Linked DNA regions of Homo sapiens: region 2 is linked to region 1. Evidence: read pairs that join two places in POLR2A ChIA-PET (ENCODE). Cell type or tissue: MCF 10A. All regions are shown on one strand.

Region 1 (5,000 bases):
TCATCTTGATTTTAATGCCATCCGGCAAAATTCCTGGCACTCAGAGGGCATGCAATAAAACTTTACTGAATGAAGGTTTAGCGCGTAATTCAGAAAATAAGCAAGAAAGTGTCACAAACACCAAAGCAAGTTAACCAAGCTATATGTTCTAGAACATTCTTCCTCTCCTCCTGTCACTCTGGCTCTCCTGCGCCTACAGCAGACAGGACAGAGTCTGCTCTTTCACCTGCTCTTTTCTAGTCTTTTCTTTCAGGTATCCCCTGAAATGCCACTTCCTCAGAGGCTATCCTTGACTACCCAATCCAAAGCAGTCACTCAGTCACTTGATTACACTTCAGTCTATTTTAATTTGTTAGAGAGCACTTACTGCTAGCACCAATGTTTTATTTCTGTGTTTTCTTTCTATCTCCACCATTATGCTGTAGCTCCATTTGAGTAGGGACCTTGTCTGTTCACTACTGTATGCCCAGCATCTAGTACAGTGTGTGGCAGAGAGTCAAGTGTTCATTAAATACTTGTTAAATGAATGCATGCCACTGTTACTGCATGCTGAGTTAATTTGATGTATGGCTTCTATCACTGCTATCAGATTAGGTGCTCTAGAGAAACTCAGAAAGGGCTGAGTCTCCTTATGACATTGCAGGGTGGGAGGGGGACCTCAGTTCCCTTCCTAGGCCTAAGTGGGATATGCTGCCTGCTTGCAGCTTCCTTGTGGCCTGGACTTCCCCATGGAGGCCAGATGCTGAGCAACCCCAGCCCATGTGTCTGAAGGCTCTGAATACCGAAATGTTCCTCTAGCTTTCTGTGAGAGCAGTTGGAGCTGCCCATTGCCTACACTGATAGAGGAATGTGCCCAGGGCTCCTGGCTGGCCTGGCACCCAGCAGGAGGCAGGCACAGTGGCCAGCACGGTGAGGACACATCACACTTCTTCTTTTTCCCATATCCCTATGCTGAGAGTGCATGCAGCTGCCTGGCTGGGAGCAGAAACTGGCCTCACTTTCTGGGGCCTGCTGGGCAGACAATGCAGCTCTCTAGCTGTGCCACAGAACAGGGCAAATCTTTACTAGCTGTGGACTCACTCCCTGCCCCTCCCATTCCTGCAGAAATTGCTCTACCAGCTCAGCAGAGGGCCAGGTCTGGAATCTCTCACCTGTCCCTGGCCCTTCCTTTAAGCCCTCTGGTTTACTGGAAATCATAAACTGTGAGACACAGCCTTTATCACACCCTGAACAGTTCACTCTTAATATTTAATGCTGGAGGCTAAAACAACCAGGGACACTGGAGGCCTCCTGCTTACTCTCAGTGACTGATGTTTGCACCTGGTAATTGAGGTCAGGTTGCTTCTCTTAAGTCACATGATTTGCATCAAAGCAGGAAGGTGTCGGGGCCACTTGTTGCAAAGAGACCAGGAGGCGATCCCAGCAACGCTGCAAACCAGCTTTGGCAGCAAAGGCTGTGCTTTCATGGGAGCCAGCCCTAGGAGTGTGGAGCTGGGCTGGCAGCTGGTAAATGACCCTCTCGGGGCCTGAATAAACCCTAGCTTTTCACTCACAGCAAACTCAGGATGCCTTCCTCCCTCTAAAAGACCTGCTGAATTGAGTCACTTTCAATCCTTTCTGGAGTAGGATGGGGCATTAGTTAATTAACAAATTAATTAAGCATGCTAAATAGTCACCCAGAAGATACTGGTCACTTAAGGGTCTCCAAATCACAGTATAGGTCCCACCCTACCCAGACACCTAATCTTGTTTCAGGGTTTGCTTGACCTCAGGCATTTATCTCCTGGTTGTCATGGAATCTGCTCAGATAAACAGCAGCACACCAACCTGGCCCCTCTGCCAGCCTCAGATCCTTCTAAGGCAGTGGAGCTCCCTGGTGGCCACCAGCCACCCGGGCTCCAGGCAGCCCAACACACACTCCCATGCTGAGGTCTCTCGCATGACCTCTCTAGGCACACAGTAGGTGCTCAGTAAATGCTGTGGCATGAAGGACCCTCCTGGAGTGTCTGAGTTCTCAGGCTTCAAGGCCCCTAGATAAGCAGATTTCTCTCCCCTATCACCATAGTCACCCCAGGGACTGCAGGGCAGGCCGAAATCAGCCAGTGACTCAGCTCCTTGGGCAATTCAGCTGGCCCACAGACCACTTCCTCTGCTCCCCAGCGCCGGATGGATGCAGATCTGTGAGTAAGGAGCCAGCTGCAGGCAAGCAGCTCGAGGGCAGGTGGGCATGATGTCTGGCTACCACTCGCACTGGACGCCACACACACAGCCAGGGTGGCAGAAGGCCCCACCTGCCATGTGCCAGTGGGACACCACCCTCATGGTCTGCGTTTCCAGGTTTCCAACTAAGGACTGAGCACACTCTCAACATGGACCTCCTAACTGCTCTCGAGGATGGACAGCTGGCCTCAAGGGAACACTGCAAAGTGGCTCTAGGAAGAAGCCACTGTCCCTCCAGACCATAAAAATGGCTACCAAGGGCAGAGCCAGCAGCTTTCGCTGTAAAGTTTCTCAAGAAAATCACAGATATTCCCCTCTGTGATGTTCAGCTCAGCCTGGAAAGGAGGTAAGAAAGACCAGACTACCTGATCTCTCAAGGTCACCAAATTCAACCACTGTCCTGTTTAAAAGCGGGTAGTACAGAGGCCAGTGTGGGCTCTGGAATGAGACATGTGAAGCCCGGGTCTGCTGGGTCTGCTGCACGGTAGCAGTGTAGTCTTAGGCATTATTGAAACTCTGTTTCTAAATCTGGTTATGTGAATGAAAGGGGCTAATTTATGTAACACTTTTAGTATACTAAGCCCTCAATATAGTTTAGCTACTTAACTATTGTCTTCTTTGAAGGACGCTGAACTAAACAGAAGAGAAACAGGGAAATAAACAGCATGGCAACCTACATCAACAGAAACTTAATTATTCACCCTGGATAACTGAGTGTGTGAGTGTGACTGCAAATAACAATATAGCAAAGAGAAGTTTGAGATCTTTGGCTCAGTCATTCTAGAATCCTGAGTCACAGCAAATGCACAGCCTCCATGAGGCTGAGCCACACATGAAAGCTGCTTCCACCCACAGACTGGTAGAGGCCACTGACATGCTTAACGATGATGATGATGATAAAAATAGCTACCACGGGCTACCACGTGCACACACATGTTAAGCAGTTCAAACAGGTTATTTTGTTTAATTCATACCACAAATCTTTGAGGTAAGTATTCTTGTTCCCGTTTTATAGAGGTAGAAACTGAGAGTTGAAGAGGCTGAATAATTTCTCAAGCACACTCCCAACTCGACCACCCACAAGCAAAAAGGCAGAGCTGGGATTCAAACACAGGTATGACTGTGTGTGGACATCTCCCCTGTGCTATGCTCCCTGAAGGAAAATTCTAAGTGGTGTTGTTTCTGGGAGAAATCTACCTGTGTGGTCTTTAAACCTACTCTGACAGGAGCAAGGGCCACCACTCTGTATCTAAGACCACTGGGAACAGTCTTCAGGCAACAAGGTGACCAGGGCAGCTGCAGAGGGTATCTATGCCCCTGCCCCCTAGCGCAAAAGTCTGTTTCTCTTTCCAAATGGCCCGCTGGGAGCAACTATTTAGGGAGACCATACCTCCTCCCACACTCAGTTCCCAGGCCTGAGCCACAGAGTCCTGCCACAGGAGGGAGGACCTGCCTGTCCTGCTCCCTCCCCACTCCAGGTTCCTGGAGGCCTCTGTGATGATTCCCCAGGAAGGACTACAGGATCTGGCAGGCAGCAGGTGGCGGTGGGAGGAGGAGAGTCCTGGGAGCACAGCACTCCTAACCCCCTCTGCCTCTCACAGAACAAAGAGGGAGTCATGCCATGTCCCCTGCTCCCACAAATGCCCCACCCAGAGGGGCTAATGCCTAGGATTGAGGGTCTTGTGTGCTGAGGAAGTCCTGTCCCCCAATCCCCTACAAAAGCCAGAACCAGCTACTAAGGGGTTAGACACAGACAGAACTGTCTATATTAACATTTCCTCCTAAAAAACAACAGGAATCCTGGGGAAAGACCACTGGCCTGGGACTCCATGAGCCCTGGCTTCTATCTCTGGCTTTATCAGGTGACCATAGGCAAGTCACCTAGCCTCCATGGTCTAGGCTCTCCTGCCTGTTGGGTGGGAATCATTACATATCACAATCATTACAGCTGACCTTCAGGGAGGCTGTACTCTGGGTCAGGAATTGTGTTGGGTGCATTATCATATTTATTCTCACAGCACCCTTTGCAGTAGCTACTATTTTCATACCCATTCTCAGATGAGGAAACTGTGGAACAGGCTGGTTAGGGGACATGCCCAAAGTGACAAACTTAGCAAAGGTGGACCTGGCACTCAGTACCACATCTGTTTTTCCATGCTCTTAACCACTGTAACATACAGAGCCCTTTTACAGAGATCAAGGACAGAGGTAAAAGTGTTTTGAAAGCAAAAAAAAAAAAGTGGGGAGGATGCATAAAATAAACATAAATCACCCCCTGCCCCGCCCAGACATAATTCAGGGAAGAGTCCTAACCCCCAAGAACCTTCTGTGGAACTTATTCGCAACATCAGAGACCTCCAACATAGAAATGACCCTCAATAAGTCATTCCTCTTTCCCTTCAGGCAGGAATAATATAACTAACTGAATTATACAGGTGAGACCACGAAGGTCAAGCAAGGGTGACCAGCTTAGGCCCCTGGCTGGCAGGTAAGGAGGAGACTGACCCCAGCCTCCTGGCTCCTAGGGGAGGAAACAGTGATGACAAAGGCCCCTTTGCATGGCCAAGGTGGAGCCCTTTCTACCAAAGTTTAAACGTTTTAGTATAATATCCAAGTGCATCTTTTCCAACCTTAAAAACATATTTAATTTCCTTATAAAGCTGGTTGGCACTCTCCTCCTCCTCCAAAGCTCTGTATTAGGCAGGGTTCATAGTTGTAGACAACAGAATGAACAGTGGTTAGTTCAGCCAGAAAAGGGATGATATAGGAGGATACTGGGT
Region 2 (5,000 bases), 130 kb after region 1:
TCCTCACTAACACTTGTTATTTTCTGTGTTTAAAAACAACAACAACACTTTTTTAGAGGTGGGGTCTTGCCCTGTCACCCAGGCTGGAGTGCAGAGATATGGTCATAGCTCACTGCAACCTCAAACTCTTGGGCTCAAGTGATCCTCCTGCCCCAGCCTCCTGAGAAGCTGGAACTACAGTCACATGCCCTCATGCCTGGCTAATTTTTTATTTATTTTTTGTAGAGATGGGGTCTTACTATGTTGCCCAGTGCTGTCTTGAACTCCTGCCCCCTAGCAATCCTCCTGCCTCGGCCTCCCAAAGTGGATTTCTGGGTGTTTTTTTTTTCTTTTTGTAGTAACTATTTTTAAGGGTACAAAGTGGTACCTCCTTATGATTTTCATTTGCATTTCCCTAGTGATTAGTGATGTTGAGCCTCTTTTCATCGCTTGTACCCCCAATTTATAGACAAGGAAACTGAGGCTTTCATCAGTGATGTAACCTGCCTGGAGTCAGCCAGGTGGTTGGCAGTGGAGTCAAAACTGGCCCTCTACTGAGTCTGACTCCAGAACTCTGTGTGCTGCCGCCCCTCTGGGGGAGAGCCATCCATCCATCCTGCTTACCCTGGTACTTGCTTCCTTCCCTCCTCCTCCCAACCACCAGAGCCCAGTTTTTTGTTGTTGTTGTTGTTTGTTTGTTTGTTTTGAGACACAGTCTGGCTCTGTCACCCAGGCTGGAGTGCTGTGGTGTGATCTCAGCTCACTGCAACCTCCGCCTCCCAGGTTGAAGTGATTCTCCTGCCTTAGCCTCCCGAGTAGCTGGGACTACAGGGGTGCACCACCACTCCCAGCTAATTTTTGTATTTTTAGTAGAGACGGGGTTTCACCATGTTGGCCAGGCTGGTCTCAAACTCCTGACCTCAAGTAATCTGCCCGCCTCAGCCTCTCAAAGTACTGGGATTACAGGCGTGAGCCACTGTGCCCAGCCCCTAGTTGCTTTTTATTTTACTTCCACCACTCAAAAAGGAAGCCAGGAAGGGAAAAGCTGCCAAAAAAAGCAAATCCTGGTGCATGTGTGTGAATGTGTGATGATGTACATCCTTAGAGGTCCCTGTGAACAGCGTACAACATGAGTAGCTATGGACTTGGAGGCCAGCAGCTACTCACCCCTCACGCCCTACAGTGAACAAAACCAGCGAGCAATGGAAAAGCAGACAGGTCAGCCCAGCTGCCAGGGAAGGCTGCCACTCATGGGTCCAGCCTCCATAACAGGCACTGATAACACTTCCAGGAATCGACGCGGGATGAGCTGGCCCCCAGTCTCAGCTGCTCCCAGGCCATGCTGTGGGCAGGGAGTGGGCAAGCACTAGAGCCCCTGCTAGGGAAGCAAATCCAGAGAAGCATGGCCACCTTAGGGCCCAGGGTAGGTATGGTGCCAATGCTGGGGGATCCAAAGGCAGTCCCTGGGCTGAGCCCACTTCCCACAGGTGCCACAGATTCGACAACCACCACGCCTGGCTGGCCACCATTCTCTTGCAGAGGAGAGTTTCAAAACTTCCTCACTGGTCTTCTTGTTTATCATAGCAGCTAGAGTGAGCTCTTTCCAAAAGCACGAACCTGGCCTTAGAATGCTTACTATTTTCTCACTGTCCTCCGAATAAAGTCAGCTCCTCAGTATACATAGAAGGCCACTATGAACTAGCCCTTGTGGCCATTTCTAGTCTCATTTGTCATATCTGTCATCCCTTGAGTTCCAGCCACTCCGATATATGAGAATTCCATTACCTGAATTTCCCATACTCTTGCCTAGACAGGTCTTGCTCACATTTTCAGAATCAGCTAAAATCATATCACCCCTTCTTGGAGTATTTCCTCCACCTATTGTCCCACAGAGAGGGTGATTTATTTATCCCAGGTCACATAGCAAGCAAGGCAGGACTTGAATTTGGGTTCCAGAACCCTATTGCTAACCAGGGTTAATGTTAGCCTTCTCAGTAACACAGCCAGTGTGCCCCATGGGCATCTGAGGGTAGGCTCCACACACCAGATGTCCACACCTTAGTGCTCAGCACAAGGCCAGACACAATGTCTGATGACCGCTATACCGTGCTGAGGGAAAGGGATAAGGGACTAGCAGAGGCCACTCAGGTTTTTCTTGGGAGGAGCATGAGGCAGAGGAGGGACTAGCAGCAGGGAAATCCTACCTGCCTGACCAATAGCAGGCAACAGCTCCATGAGGATGCTCTCCTCAGAAGAAAGGTGTATCCTGACCCAGGTCCTTACCAGATGTGAAGCAGCAAAAGCGGGAGAAGTGTGTGTGCATCCTCATTCCTGGAACTTAGAAAACCTGCCACTAACCACGCAGGGTGCTGAGGGGCTACAGCCCCTGCCTGCCAACTCACCCTGTGCTCAGAGAGGTCCCTGAGGGCCAGGGCTTCCAGCTGGGGTTTCGCCTTCTGTGCTTCCTTGCACCCAATGAGCCTCAGGAGGCCATCTGCTGTCTTAGAGAAACTGGGGCCTCAGGAAAGGACCCCAAACCTCACAAGTATATGGTACGGCAGTACACCTCCTGATGCCTCCAGAAGTCTGTGGCCAGGGAACAGACAAGATTTGGCCCCGCCCTGCCCAGTAACAAGGTCCCTCACACCCCTCCTCCCATGCCTGGCAGGAAGGTGACTCAGGCAGTGCGTCTGGGTAGCCTGGGGCTGCGCTTCCCCCAACGCAACATCTAGGTTCTTAGGAAACTTCATTTGTTGTGAAAATCGGAAATGAAAAGACAGTTGGTGACAAACTCCTTTCTCCATCACCTCCTTATTGGACAGAAACGACCCAGGAATGCGCCTCGCGTGAGTCCTATTCTTTCTTGGGGTGCACACCCGCTGCTGGAAGTATGAACAGCAGGTTTGAGGGGGAGGGGAGCGCTGACCCGGGCACTGCGCAGGGAGTCTCAAGGGGGGCTGACGCAGAGGGAGGGTCAGGCACTCCCGGGTCAACGGTCTCGGCCTGGCACCCACCTCGGTCACGACGGTGGACAGGTAGACGTCCTGGCTGAACTCCCAGCCATCCAGGCAGCTCTCCTGCTCCAGCTGCCCCAGGTCCACGTCGCGCCCCGGCTCCAGCCCGAGCGCCGAGAAGTTGGCGATGGTGGCGAGCCGGTAGCGGCTGCAGCTGTGGGGCACCTCGCGGCCGTCCCGCAGCCGCAGCGGGACACTGTTGTTGCGCCAGGCGCTGCTCAGGTTCGCGGCGTCCGGCACTCGACAGCGGTGCTCCGGGGTCCCCGCCAGGAACACGACTGACATACCATTGAAGCCATTGGGGATGATGCTGGCGCTGAGCAGGAAGAAGATGAGGCGCTGGAAGGGCCCCCACTCGCCCAGGAAGGCGATCACCTCGTCGTAGTCCCGCATGCTTCCCACTGCCGCTCCGAAACTTGCAACTACGGGTGATGACAGCGTTCTCAGGACAGTGTCTTGTAGCTGGGGCGCTCCCCAAGGATGTTAGAACGTTCCCGGGGGACAGGCAGGCTGTTAGAAATTGGGGCGCGAAGCCGGGGACCGTTCCTGGGAAACAGGCTGAAGGCGTTGGAGCGTTCCCGGGAGCTCGCGCTGAGCTTGATGCCACTGTACACTTGGGACCACACCCCCATCCCCGGCCGGGCGCGGGGAAGGGGAGGGCGGCCCAGCCCGGGAGGCTGGGCTCCCGGCTGTCTCCGCCCTGTGCTTCGCGCGCCCGCCCGCCCCCAAGGACCTGACGGGGGCTTCCAGGCTGGGCTCAGCCATTCCGCCCGCGTGCCGGGGAAGAAGCTCGTTCTCGGTTGTCCCCAGCCACCCCCGAGCGCTGATTCCCAGACCTGGGCCCCACGTGGGAGGGCGGGCGCAAGGGAGGAGCCGAGGCCAGAGAGCGAGTTCTCGGAGGGGTCGGCCCTCGATCTGCTCGGGCCGCGTGGCCCCGGGCCCAGACCCCAGCAGGGTTCCCTCCGCGGTCTCCTCCAATCTGGAGGCTGAGCTTAGGCTGCCACGCGTGGGGCGCGGAGGGGCGAGTCAGTGGAGTCGGTTCCCGGGAAACTTCTGGGGGCGGCAGAGCGACAGGAGCGCGCCCTCTCCTGTGGCGCCTCGCGCAGGCGGCTGGCACACGCCGACAGGGAGCTCATTTCCCAACAGTCCTAGCAGAGCTGAATTCGGTCACCCCTGGCGGCGCCCGGACAGCGTCCTCAGGACAGCCAGGACCCTCATCTTGCACAGGGAAAACAGGCCCACAGCCTGGAAGGGATGAGCAAGGTCACACTACGTCAGAGATGGGCCCGGATCGGAGGGAGGGGCGGGGGCAGGAGACAACCGAGTGCCCGGGAGGCGAGTTTCCTCCCCCGCACGCCGGCGTAATGGCTGAGCCCAGCCTGGAAGCCCCCGCCGGGTCCATGGGCGGGCGGGCGCCAGGACATGGAGCCTGCGCATTGCGGGAGCACAGTCATGGAGGCACTGTCGTCACGCTGGGTTCTGATTTTGAGCCCCTTGCTCTCCTCACGCCCCCAGGGCCCTTTATCGCGGCAGGCTGTCAGAGCTTTCTCCGACTGGAAGGCTTTCTGTTAGCAGAAGGGCCTGCCCCCAGTCCAGGAACAGAGGGAGGGAGGGAGAGAGAAGTAGGAGATCCGATTTGGCGCTCAGACCCGGCAGGGTAACCAAAGCAGGGACCACAGCCTCCCTTTTTTTGGCTCAGTGCCCAGACCTAAGGCCCTTCTGCTGTTGTGTGAGCTAGCCCGGGCCTGGAGCCTGAGCCCTGGGGTTCACGAGGCAGATAAAATTGACAGGGTGAAGAGCTCACCTCTTTGGAGATTTTGCACGAGTGTGTTTGTTTCCCCAGGCTCCGATTAAGAGGCGGAGGGACATTTCTGCCTCTTTTTGTGTAGCTTCCAGTCTGACCCCTCCTCTTAGGAGGACTTCCCACCCCCTTGGAACCTCAGTTTCCTACCTGTAATAAGACTATACATCCTGATGTGCTAGGACAGCTCTGATTTATGCCTATTA

Evidence for each region. ChIA-PET counts read pairs that join two places held together with the same protein. Peaks named below come from ENCODE experiments on the same cell type or tissue, not always from the same donor. Only the 100,000 strongest peaks of a DNase experiment are listed, where the experiment ranks them.
Region 2: POLR2A ChIA-PET joins it to region 1 with 11 read pairs; 6 of 35 experiments call an interaction of 5 or more read pairs at or near these places.

Annotation. Positions count from the first base shown.
Region 1 is chr5:132,423,848-132,428,847 of GRCh38, reverse strand. All of the region lies in intron 2 of CARINH (colitis associated IRF1 antisense regulator of intestinal homeostasis), which reads right to left. LINC02863 (long intergenic non-protein coding RNA 2863) reads left to right here and starts at 2,138. Exons shown (of 2, transcript NR_186381.1): 1 at 2,138-2,566; 2 at 3,236-5,000. RefSeq lists silencers at 703-802, 1,113-1,192, 1,223-1,292 and enhancers at 339-923, 924-1,510, 2,213-2,412, 2,763-2,982, 3,593-3,712. In MCF 10A, a CTCF peak has its summit at 1,851 (motif pointing left); DNase peaks (open chromatin) are centred at 1,247, 2,137 and 3,057.
Region 2 is chr5:132,293,003-132,298,002 of GRCh38, reverse strand. SLC22A4 (solute carrier family 22 member 4) reads right to left here and starts at 3,609. Exons shown (of 10, transcript NM_003059.3): 1 at 2,994-3,609. The coding sequence starts at 3,386. RefSeq lists silencers at 3,442-3,491, 3,562-3,921 and enhancers at 4,152-4,201, 4,018-4,636. In MCF 10A, a CTCF peak has its summit at 4,087; DNase peaks (open chromatin) are centred at 2,662, 3,732, 4,242, 4,682 and 1 weaker place.